2 separate regions of the Homo sapiens genome follow, and region 2 is linked to region 1. Evidence: chromatin loops called from intact Hi-C (ENCODE). Cell type or tissue: gastrocnemius medialis. All regions are shown on one strand. Each heading gives the region's core, and the rest is flanking DNA. Links, peaks and the distances in the headings are about the cores only.

Region 1 (5,385 bases), core at 117-5,116:
GTATTGCGTTGGAGAGGCAGCCTTAAAATAACTTACACATTAGAAGAAGAAAAGCAGCAAGCAGAAAAGCACCAAAGCAATGAAGATAGGTGTGCTGATATAAGATTCACCACATGCTATATGAAGCAGGAAAAAAAAAGGTTCAGTGTGGGTAAGAAAAGAGGGCATCACAGACATGGAGAAGATGGTAACAGAATTTCAAAGAACACATGAATTCCACAAGAAGAAAGAGGTGTTAGACCAAGCCTGTCCAATAGGCCACATGCAGCCCAGGACGGCTTTGAATGAGGCCCAACACAAATTCACAAACTTTCCTAAAACATGAGTTATTTCTGCAATTTTTTAAGCTCATCAGCTATCGTTAGTGTTAGCGTATCTTATGTGTGGCCCAAGCCAATTCTTCTTCTTCCAATGTGGCCCAGAGAAGCCAAAAGATTAGATACCTCTGTGGGAGACCATCTGAGGCAGACAGGGTAATGTAATTTTTTGGAAACTACAAGTATTATTTGGCAACGGCTCCCACCAAAATTTTGTAAACTTGTAGGAATAGAGATAAAATAGTCAAATGTTTGCTTATAATATTTAATGTTTAATTCAAGTACATATGTATTTAAATTCATGTTATAGATTATTTGGAAAGACTGTATTTCCCATTGTCACAAAGCAAGTTTATTTCAAATGCTTTATCACATGCACCTTTACCATCATTGTACTCATCAGTAAAGCCATCTCTTTAGTCTAAAGTCAGTTTTCTGAAATGCAGCATTTTCACTTCTACGTTGTCTGGGATTGTGTGTGTGTGTGTGTGTGTGCATGTGCATGCATTTTAAATATGTATGGTATTGCCAAAGGAAGTGTTCCCCAAGTCAAAAATAACTACTCATTCTCGTTCATGTCAGTTAGCTTTTCCATTTGGTTTTATACACAAACAAATATATCCTCTCTATATCACAATCACTTATTGTTTTGCTTTTTCATATGATCTATAAAAGGCATGAGAAACATTCAACATTTGAAACTATGAGAAATAATTAACAAAACAGGTGTTAAAATATCTTTAAAAAAAAAACTATTTCTACTAGTGAACTCTAAATTACCTAAAACTAACAAAAGATTGAAACCATTTCCATTTATGTCATCACAAAGAATTATTAGCTATTCAAAATAAAGTCATTGAGATAGTTCCCTCTAATATGAGAGATGTTGCACAGCACTATTCTCCGGGGGATAATTTCTTGGGGAAAGGGGAATTCATTTATATTCTAGCAGTACTTCTATACTAACATCTATAGGTACATTAGAGGAAAAGCAAAAGGAAAGAAACTTGAAATAGGCCTGAATAAGATCTGTGGTTCTCAAACTTAGGTATATGTCAGAGTCTCCTCAAGACCTTGTTACAGTACAGTTGCTGGGTTCCATCCCTGTGTTTCTGATTCCATAGGAATGGGGTAGGGTCTGAGAAGGTGCCTTCCTAACAAGTACTCAGGTGCTGCAGATGCCACACTCTGATCTAGATTATGCTAGACGCTGTTCATCATACGAAGGTTGATTTTATCTTTCAGGAGTTTAGGACAGGGAAATGACATTATAGGATTTGTGGTTTTTAAAATATCACTGACAGCATTATGGACAGTAGTGTTTTCACATAACATATTTCATTTATTCTAATATGTATTTTTTCACAATTTCTGATAACAGAGTGCATCTTCCCATCAACAGTATATCATAGTTTAATTAGCAGTGATTTTTCTTTCTTGGTGGTGCATAAAATAATGGTGTAAATTATCACTTACAGGCAGCAGATTCACTAACATACAGTATTATCACCTCTGATATAATGGCACTGTGAAGGGGGAAAATAGGTTTTATTCCCGTTTTACAGATGAGGAAATAGGTTTCAGGACAATACAGGAAATAACATGCCTAGTAAATGACAGGTCCAAGATGAGAAATTCAGAAATTTTTGACACACAAAACAAACACCATTCCCCTCAATGATACCACTTATAACAACCTGTAGTTCACTTGCCAGAGAGAAGACAAGACAAGAGCATACCAGTGTACCCTAACCAACAACAGGAGCAAAGAGAAGAGTCCATGGGTACCAGGTGTGAAATGCCAAATTTAAGTAATCAAGAAAAAGTGTCTCAAGATTTTCATTAAAAAACTAAATAAATGAAAAGACACAATGAACCACCTCCACAAATATAGAGATAGAATCAAAAGACTAGTTTGGGAACACTGTTTCATGCAGTGCTGAGAGATGCAGAATGTGACATAACATCTCCAAAGCAACAGACATCAGCTTAAGGATTTAAATTATAGTTGGTGATACTAGGAAGTCAAGTTTGTGTAAAGACAGGCACTGGGCCTGGAGAGTGGCCAGAGGCCAGAATGCCATACATGACCAGCTTTCTGAAAGATGACTAGAAACCCAAGATACTGCAGCAGCATCAAATGCAACACCTCTCAAAAGCCCACAAACTTAGCTTCTGACCAAACCCTGTCTGGAAAGGTGTGATGTTCTAAATACCATTCTGTAGGCTGCCAGATGATTTTTTATTTTGAAAAATTAAAGGAAAAATCAGAATAGAAAATCTAACCATTATTATTTGTCATAACATCCTGCATATTCCTACTCCCCACTGCAAGTCTACTAATAAAAGATACACTAAATTATGCAATCTTCTCAGTACATTCTGAAAAGCACATTACACCTTTACTTGGCTCAATGACATGTTCTAATTCCTAGGAGAAGAATGTGCAGATATTCTAGTTCATCAAACAAATTTTCCTCATTAAAACAACTCAAAGCTCAGAGGAGCGAACAGTCTAAACTGATCATTATTCTGGAGCCCAGATAGTTTTCATCTCTAAAAGGAACTCTAAATACTACTTAAATCTCAAATTCAACTTCTAACTAGAAAAATGAAAAAACAAACTTAGAAGAGGGCACAAAGCTTTTGCTGTGACCATGATACATACTTTAAAACTTGAATACCTTGACAGATAAGCAGAGTTATCACAAAGACCGAATGGGGATAGGGTCTACAACCAGACATGAGACATCTGAGTGCTGTGGTAAAGCTACAAGCCAAACATGAAGAACGTAAGGAAGCACCATCCAGGGCAATTAACTCAAGATATTTCTATTTTTCCTGCTTGGTTATAGGTGCATTATAAACATTTAAGTCTTAAGACTGATTTAGGGGAAAACATTTAAATGTTTATAAACAGGCAATAAAAGCAGCAGTAGAGTCTGACAGAGCACTAAAAAAGCCACATTATTATTAAGTTTGACACAACTCATGAGCAAAATAACCTAGAGTTAAAGGCAAGGCATATATCTAAATCAGCTCCTCTGTCAAAATAACTATTCCATACTCCCCCAACCAGACAAATGACAAAAGCTTCTAAGTAAAGGCTGAATCGTGCAGGGTAAACAACAGCAAAGCAGCATCACTTGAATAAACAACTAGCAACAAAATTAACAATCATTTTCACTTCAAGGCAGATGGCCCCTGAAAGGTGATACTTGCCTCAAAGTCCTAACTGATCAATAGTCAAGGTAACAAAATCATCATCGTCGTCATCATCCTCATCATCATCATCCCTTGGGTGAGAAAAGATGCTGAGAAAAGTCTGGACAGGAGTCAGCATAAAGCACTGCTTCCCACTCCAGGAGCCTCAGGAGGTACAGTCTGTCCTTACTCCCAGGCAGCCAAGGCAGAGGCCCACGGCCTAGGCTCAGTTTGTAACATGCCCACTGGTGGTGACTCTCCAAAGAAGTCTCGAGGTCACAAGCGGCAAAACTACAGGGGAAAATCACTGGAAGGACTCAGCTTCAGTGGCAAGACACATCTAGCACCATGGCCTCAAGGCTGATCCAGTGGTTTGCCCACAGCTGCTGCCTCTCCCATTGCCCACTCTTTTATTACACAACCTACTTCAATCACTGTAACTAGAAATAAAATAGCCAGTCAGTTTGTATTATTTGGAACCCAGAAGCCTGAATGACAAGCTTCACCATTACACAGTCATTATTTCATTTTTATTAAAATTAAATAATTTCTGAAAATTTGTTCTGTGTTTTGATTTTAATAAGAAAATCATTTTCAGTAGGAAATTAGAAATGAACACAATGAAGAAAGTAACATCATTTATAACCCCACCACCTAGACCGAAATACCCACGACCACTTTGGAGCACACTCTTCTAAGCTTTCTTCCAAAATGGACAACTTGACAAGAGAACAAAGCACGAAGGCAGTAAGCAAACTTGTGGTCTACGGAGTCATTAGGCCGGGGCAGCCAGGTAAAGTTATCATCCAATACACTTCTAAGAACGAAGGGGCTTCATTCCACTTCTCCTAATAAGCAAGCCAAAAAACATATAAATCACAGCCATCCCTGGCAAACCAGAGTGTACAATTGCACTACATATCTGAATAGTCCAGCCTCCTGATTAGGAAACCCTACTCTAGAAATAGTCCCATTCATCAGAAGAGGCAATGAATTATAAATTCTTCCTATATAGCACAATTTAATCAGTTGTTAAAAAGGGCAACAATAAAATAAACCTTCCTATGTTATAAGCGACCTAAAATTTTTATGAAAAACTTCTCAAACAAAAGCTACAATTTAACATCAGAAAGCACAAAGTATAGATAGCATTCCTTCCTTCCTATTAAGTCAGAAAAAAATGTCATTACAATTTATCTTTGCATAGGTCACTCAAATAAAAATATAGAGAGAACAAAGGACATTTTTCCTAAATTATCAAGGTATCACTGAGGCAGTTACATCTAGTCCTTCTCAACCAAAATAATACATCTTTGTTTTCTCCTCCTGTAAGTGGGTCAGAGCCCTTACAAATGCTGGAAGCAGGGAAACAGCCTGAACATCAAAATATATTGTTTCAAACATACTCCTAGGAGCTGACAAGATGTTCTGGGATGAGAGCAAAAAAATGGAGCCATAATTAACAAAATCTGGTTAGACGGAGTCTGACTTAAAAATAATACTCCACAATATAAAGCAACAACAGAAACCCCACTAAAGTATGGAAAATCCAAGTCTAGATTCAAATACAGTGATACATGGTTGATAAGAATAAGAAAGCCAATTCTCTGAGCTTAACATTGATCCTGTTAAACTAGGATCTTCGCAGCAGTGTCAGATTTGGCTTCCTGCCTTTCTCAGAAACTACTTACCTACAGGCTATTTTCTTACCTCTTTTCTCAAAATACTCTATTTTAAAGATGAATCCTGATGAAATTCCCTATCTCCACTGATCAAATTCTACTTACAGAAGAATAACCTCTGGATCAAATACACTGGGCACAACATAAAAGGTCTTACTCTGTTTAGGTTGCTATAACAAAAT
Region 2 (5,385 bases), core at 106-5,105, 57 kb after region 1:
GAAATACACATGAGCCTCAGCTACCAACACTTCAAGGAATCAATGATTCTTGACAGTCATATGTTCATGAGTTGAAAGGTTACCTATCTTAACTTTATTTAAGCCATCCTAAATTGAACTATTCATGTCTGGTTAAAAAGTAAATTAGGCTGGGTGTGGTGGCTCACACCTGTAATTCCCAGCACTTTGGGAGGCCGAGGCGGGCCAATCATCTGAGGTCAGGAGTTCGAGACCAGCCTGGCCAGCATGGCAAAACCCCATCTCTACAAAATATACAAAAATTATCTGGGTGTGGCGGCATATGCCTGTAATCCCAGCTACTCAGGAGGCTGAGGCAAGAGAATCGCTTAAACCTGGGAGGCAGAAGTTGCAGTGAGACGTGCCACTACACTCCAGCCTGGGCGATAGAGTAAGACTCTCAAAAAAAAAAAAAAAAAAAAAAAAAAGAGCATAATATAAAGTTTCTTGGCTAACTCCAGGCTTTTCCTTATTGGCACTACTCAGATATTCTCAGGGCCTCTGAAACGCACCTGAAGATCTGCTACTTCTGCACCAATGGTGCCATATTGGGACAGCGCTTTTTGCTTGCTATTGTTTTTCTGTTTTATTCCTTACAGACAGACTATTGCCTTATGTTGCCATCTGTGTACCCTTCTAATTGGCTGATTTGATCCTGTTGAGAAAACTATAAATGGTAGTTTCCCACACTGTTCATAAAGTTTTCCTTAAACCATCTATGGCACTTGAATGTTTATGAGTTCTACATCAGGTTCTTATAAAGACAGTTCTACTCCTGCTCTCTCTCTTGAGGGTTCCATTGCCATAGTACATCTGCTTCTGTTTGAGCATCTCCTTGATTCTTTCCCAAGTGATTAGCTCTACAACTGTAGCTTCCAAGTGGAACATAACAGTATGCCAGGCTTGGCCAGGCGTGGTGGCTCACGCCTGTAATCCCAACACTTTGGGAGGCCAAGGGGGAGGAGGGAGGGGGGCGCGGATCACCTGAGGTCAGGAGTTCGAGACCAGCTTGGCAAACATGGCGAAACCCCATCTCTACTAAAAATACAAAAATTGGCCGGGCATGGTGGTGGATGCCTGTAATCCCAGCTACTCAAGAGGCTGAGGCAAGATAACTGCTTGAACCAGGGAGGTGGAGGTTGTAGTGATCGCACCACTGCATGAGTGAAACTCCATCTCAAAAAAAGAAAAAAAAAAAGTATGCCAAGTATGCCAGGCTCCTTTATATGATGGTTACAACACTAACTGTTGCTTTGTATTATGGTGACAACTACCACTCTAGAATTTGGCAAGATGTTACATATCTTCATCCTCATAAAATCAGTATTAGGTAGATACAAATATCATTTCCTTTTTTGTGGGGGGGTGGGAGACAGAGTCTTTGCAACCTTCCCCCTCCACCCCCCACCCCGCCCCGGGTTTCAAGTGATTTTCATACTTCAGCCTCCTGAGTAGCTGGGACTACAGGAACCCACCATCACACTCGGCTGATTGTTGTATTTTTAGTAGAGACGGGTTTCCACCATGTTGGCCAGGCTGGTCTCAAACTCCTGACCTCAGGTGATCTACCCACCTCAGCCTCCCAAAGGGTTGGGATTACAGGCGTGAGCCACCATGCCTGGCCTCATTTCCATTTTAGAGGTAAGAAAAGGAGGTGAAACCCTGCAAGATAAGATATGTCCAATGTTACCTAGCTAAGTAAGTAACAAACCCAGAACTGGGCCCCAGATCTTTCACTATAAGTCAATGCTTTTAGTATCTACAATGCTATCCCCATTGAACTGACCTAATCTCTTAGAAATTCAAATTCCTGAGGCAAGGAAAGCATTATCCCAGTTTATCTTTTCCAGCCAGGCTACACCATCCACAAGGTTGCTGGACTATCTGTGAACTGCCTGCACCGGGGTCAGGGGGCACACCTAATCCAATCCCTCGGAGTGATACAACATACAACATAGCCAAATCCCAAAGGGCTGCCAGTGGGCATCTCTAGTCCATACCTGTACCCATGTGCCCCTAGTTCCTGACAACCAGAAGGGTTAAGAGAATGCCTGGCATAATCAGGCCCAATCCCCAAAGTTCAATGAATGGAACTGGGAAAAAGAAGTTCCGCAGTTTGAACAAAAGTTCTTTTATCCAGTTTCACAGCACCCTCTGCAAATTTCTCTTCGAGCTCTACTCAGTATTCAACATTTTGTATTCAAATGTTAGGTACCTATTGTTTACCAGCACTGTATTTAGCAAGGTATGAATCCAATAAAATTTTGTCGATCCAGTTCCCTAAACCGTCTCTTCAGAGGTTTTGGTGAAAAAAAATTCACAGTAACTGTTTGTTCCTTTAAAGGCTACCATCCCTTGTGAGGTTTGAAACGAAGGGAAAGCTATGCCTGGATCTTTCTTTTTTGTTGTTGCTGTTTTTTTGTTTTGTTTTGTTTTGTTTTGTTTTGTTTTTTTGAAATGGAGTCTCTGTGTTCAGGCTAGAGTGCTGTGGCACAATCTCAGCTCATTGCAACCTCCGCCTCCCAGGTTCGAGCAATTCTCCTGCTCAGCTTCTCAAGCAGCTGGGATTATAGACGCGCACCACCATGCCTGGCTAATTTTTCTATTTTTAGTAGAGACAGGATTTCATCATGTTGGCCAGACTGGTAACGAACTCCTGACCTCAACTGATCTGCCCACCTTGGCCTCCCAAAGAGCTGGAATTACAGGTGTGAGCCACCGCACCCAACCCTTAGTCATTTTCTAATCCTGTTTTTCTATGGCTGATGCCCAGAATCTTCTCTAATAATATGTCTTTTGGCAAATATTAGTTTTCTTTAAAAAATACAAAATAGGCCGGGAGTGGTGGCTCACACTTCTAATCCCAGCACTTTGGGAAACCGAGGCAGGTGGATCACCTGAGGTCAGGAGTTCGAGACCAGCTTGTCCAACATGGCGAAACCCTGTCTCTACTAAAAACAAAAAAAATCAGCCAGGTGTGGTGGCATGCGCCTGTAGTCCCAGCTACTCAGGAGGCTGAGGCACGAGAATCGCTTGAACCCAGGAGGCAGAGGCTGCGGTGAGCCAAACTGCGCCACTGTGCCCCAGCCTGGGTGACAGAGCGAGAACCCGTCTCAAAAAAAAAAAAAATTGAATGAAAATATTTTATTAATATTTAATATTTAATCTATCTTTACATATTTATATAACGTTTTAATATATTTTAATGTTTGTTTTATGTTACAAATTCATATAAATTTACATATTATATAAATATTTTTATGTAAATTAATATTTCATACTAATTACATGAATAAGACTATCTTGGATGTGTTAAACTAAATGCATTATAAAATTATATAAACATACAATGGAGTATTATTCAGCCACTAAAAGGAATGAAGTATGACACATGCTACAAGATGGATAAACCTTGAAAACATTATGCTAAGTAAAGTATTGTTTAACTCTGCTTATATGTGGTAGCGAGAATAAGCAAATTTCATTGACAAAAGGTAGAACAGTAGTTACCAGGGGCCAGGAAGGGAAAATGGGGAGTTGCTGTTTAATGGGTACAGAGTTTCTGTTTGAAATGAAAAATTTCTAAAAACAGTGGTCACGGTTACAAAACAATATGAATGTACTTAATGCAACTGAACTGCACACTTCAAAAATGTGGTTAAGATGGTTTTATGGGATATACATTTTACCACAATTTGAAAGTACACTAGTGGCTCACACAATATTTCTCTTGGATAACATTAGACACACAGGGTTCAGGTTCCACAATGACAGATACTGAGGATTAAGAATGGCTATAAAAGTCACCTCAAATTCTCAGTATACAGGATATAAACACTGCTAGCAAATGAGTTCATGGTTTCTTGAAGTACTTCTAATGAATACTACCCAATTTAACCCCAAAAGGAGAAAAGTGTGGGGTTAAACTGGGTTGCTAATAAATGGCTTGCTATCATCAAGCTTAAAATATGGACCTTATTTTCTCCTACTAAAGAATGGCTCTGAAGAGTACAAGAATACTTTGTGCAATCTCACAGCTGTTTCCATAAACTACTCCACAAGTGCTTTTCAACAGGCATCTTCAAAATACTCTTCACAAAAACAATCAGCTTTGTGCTAAGAGTACTTTTCTCTATAAAAGACACACAATTTTACAAAAGTAATATCATACACAGAGAAGCAAGAAAGTGGATGTTCTTTTGATTTCTAGTATTCAGTCCTCTTAATTTACCAACTTTTCTGAATCTTGGCCTTCCTAGCCTCCTAACTTAGGAGATAAATAGTTTTGACTCATATTTCTTAAGGCAAATGAAATAGTTTTGAGCCTCTGAACACAAAAGGAAAAAAATGTAACAAATTATTTCCAGTTAGTGTATAAGATTTTAAAAAAAAGTCTTTAGAAAAAAGATTCCAAATGCATCAAGCATATTTCCTAAAATTCAAATGTATAATAAAGTATAACTTAGAGGAATTACAGTGAAACAGGAGAGGAAAGAAAATACAATGGAAGTCCACTGGCTTTACAAGAACTAAGGAAATCTGATTTCAGGAAGCCAAAGGAGAGATGGCATCATAGGCATTCATGTATTTAAATATCTGAGGAAAGCCTATGAGGCTATTAACTGACACAGAAGAAAAACACTAATAGAGCTTACTATGTGCCAGGTACTGTTGTGGGGGCTTACTACTTATTAGCTCATTTAATCCACACAAACCCTCCATGGAGTAGACACTGTCATTATCAACCCTCTTTTACAGAAGAGAAAACTAAAGCAGAGAGGTTAAATAGCTTGGCCCAAGGTCATACAGCTAGCAAATGGTAAAGCTGGAAAACAAATCCAGGCACTCCAGCTCCAGAGGCAACTATACATACTGCCTCTCATAATATTTACAGCAGGTTCAGAATAATGTGTGGTGGGGTTTTAAGTCTCATAAACTAATTACAAACTAGACACTAAGAATACTTAGTGAACTCCCCTCACCCATCTACTGGACAATACTCTAGGGAATTGTCAATAACAGTAACTCACAGGTATGATAAAATTCTCAAACTGAAATAAACATGGGTCAATTTTATTAGGTTGGTGCAAAAGAAACTGCATTTTTTGCGATTACTTTTGGAATATAAAGTAAAAACAAGCTGTTAGAAACAGCAAACCAATTGCCAATCAAAGACCTTTAGTTTTACATGGTGTTCAATAAATACACTGAATGAAGTGACACAGACACAGATCTGTGGTCCATAAATCACAGTGATCACAAGTGCTGGAAACACAGGTAGAATACAGCTATCACGTTTTCACTATAAATTGTACTTAATGTTACCTTATTGAACATTTGCATATTTTTCAAAACACATTGGCTTTC

The links. Hi-C counts contacts between places; a loop is a spot of excess contacts. Peaks named below come from ENCODE experiments on the same cell type or tissue, not always from the same donor. Only the 100,000 strongest peaks of a DNase experiment are listed, where the experiment ranks them.
Region 2: a loop joins it to region 1, with 2.0 times the contacts of the local background. A loop is called at or near these places in 3 of 110 quality-filtered maps.

What each region holds. Positions count from the first base shown.
Region 1 is chr7:105,234,671-105,240,055 of GRCh38, forward strand. All of the region lies in intron 2 of SRPK2 (SRSF protein kinase 2), which reads right to left. Among named protein-coding and RNA genes, the nearest start is that of SRPK2, 150 kb to the right of the region's middle. In gastrocnemius medialis, for the core only: no CTCF peak of the experiment used is centred there; no DNase peak of the experiment used is centred there; H3K27ac peaks cover 712 bases.
Region 2 is chr7:105,292,078-105,297,462 of GRCh38, forward strand. The region is part of intron 2 of SRPK2 (SRSF protein kinase 2); the gene reads right to left. Among named protein-coding and RNA genes, the nearest start is that of SRPK2, 94 kb to the right of the region's middle. In gastrocnemius medialis, for the core only: no CTCF peak of the experiment used is centred there; a DNase peak (open chromatin) is centred at 2,624.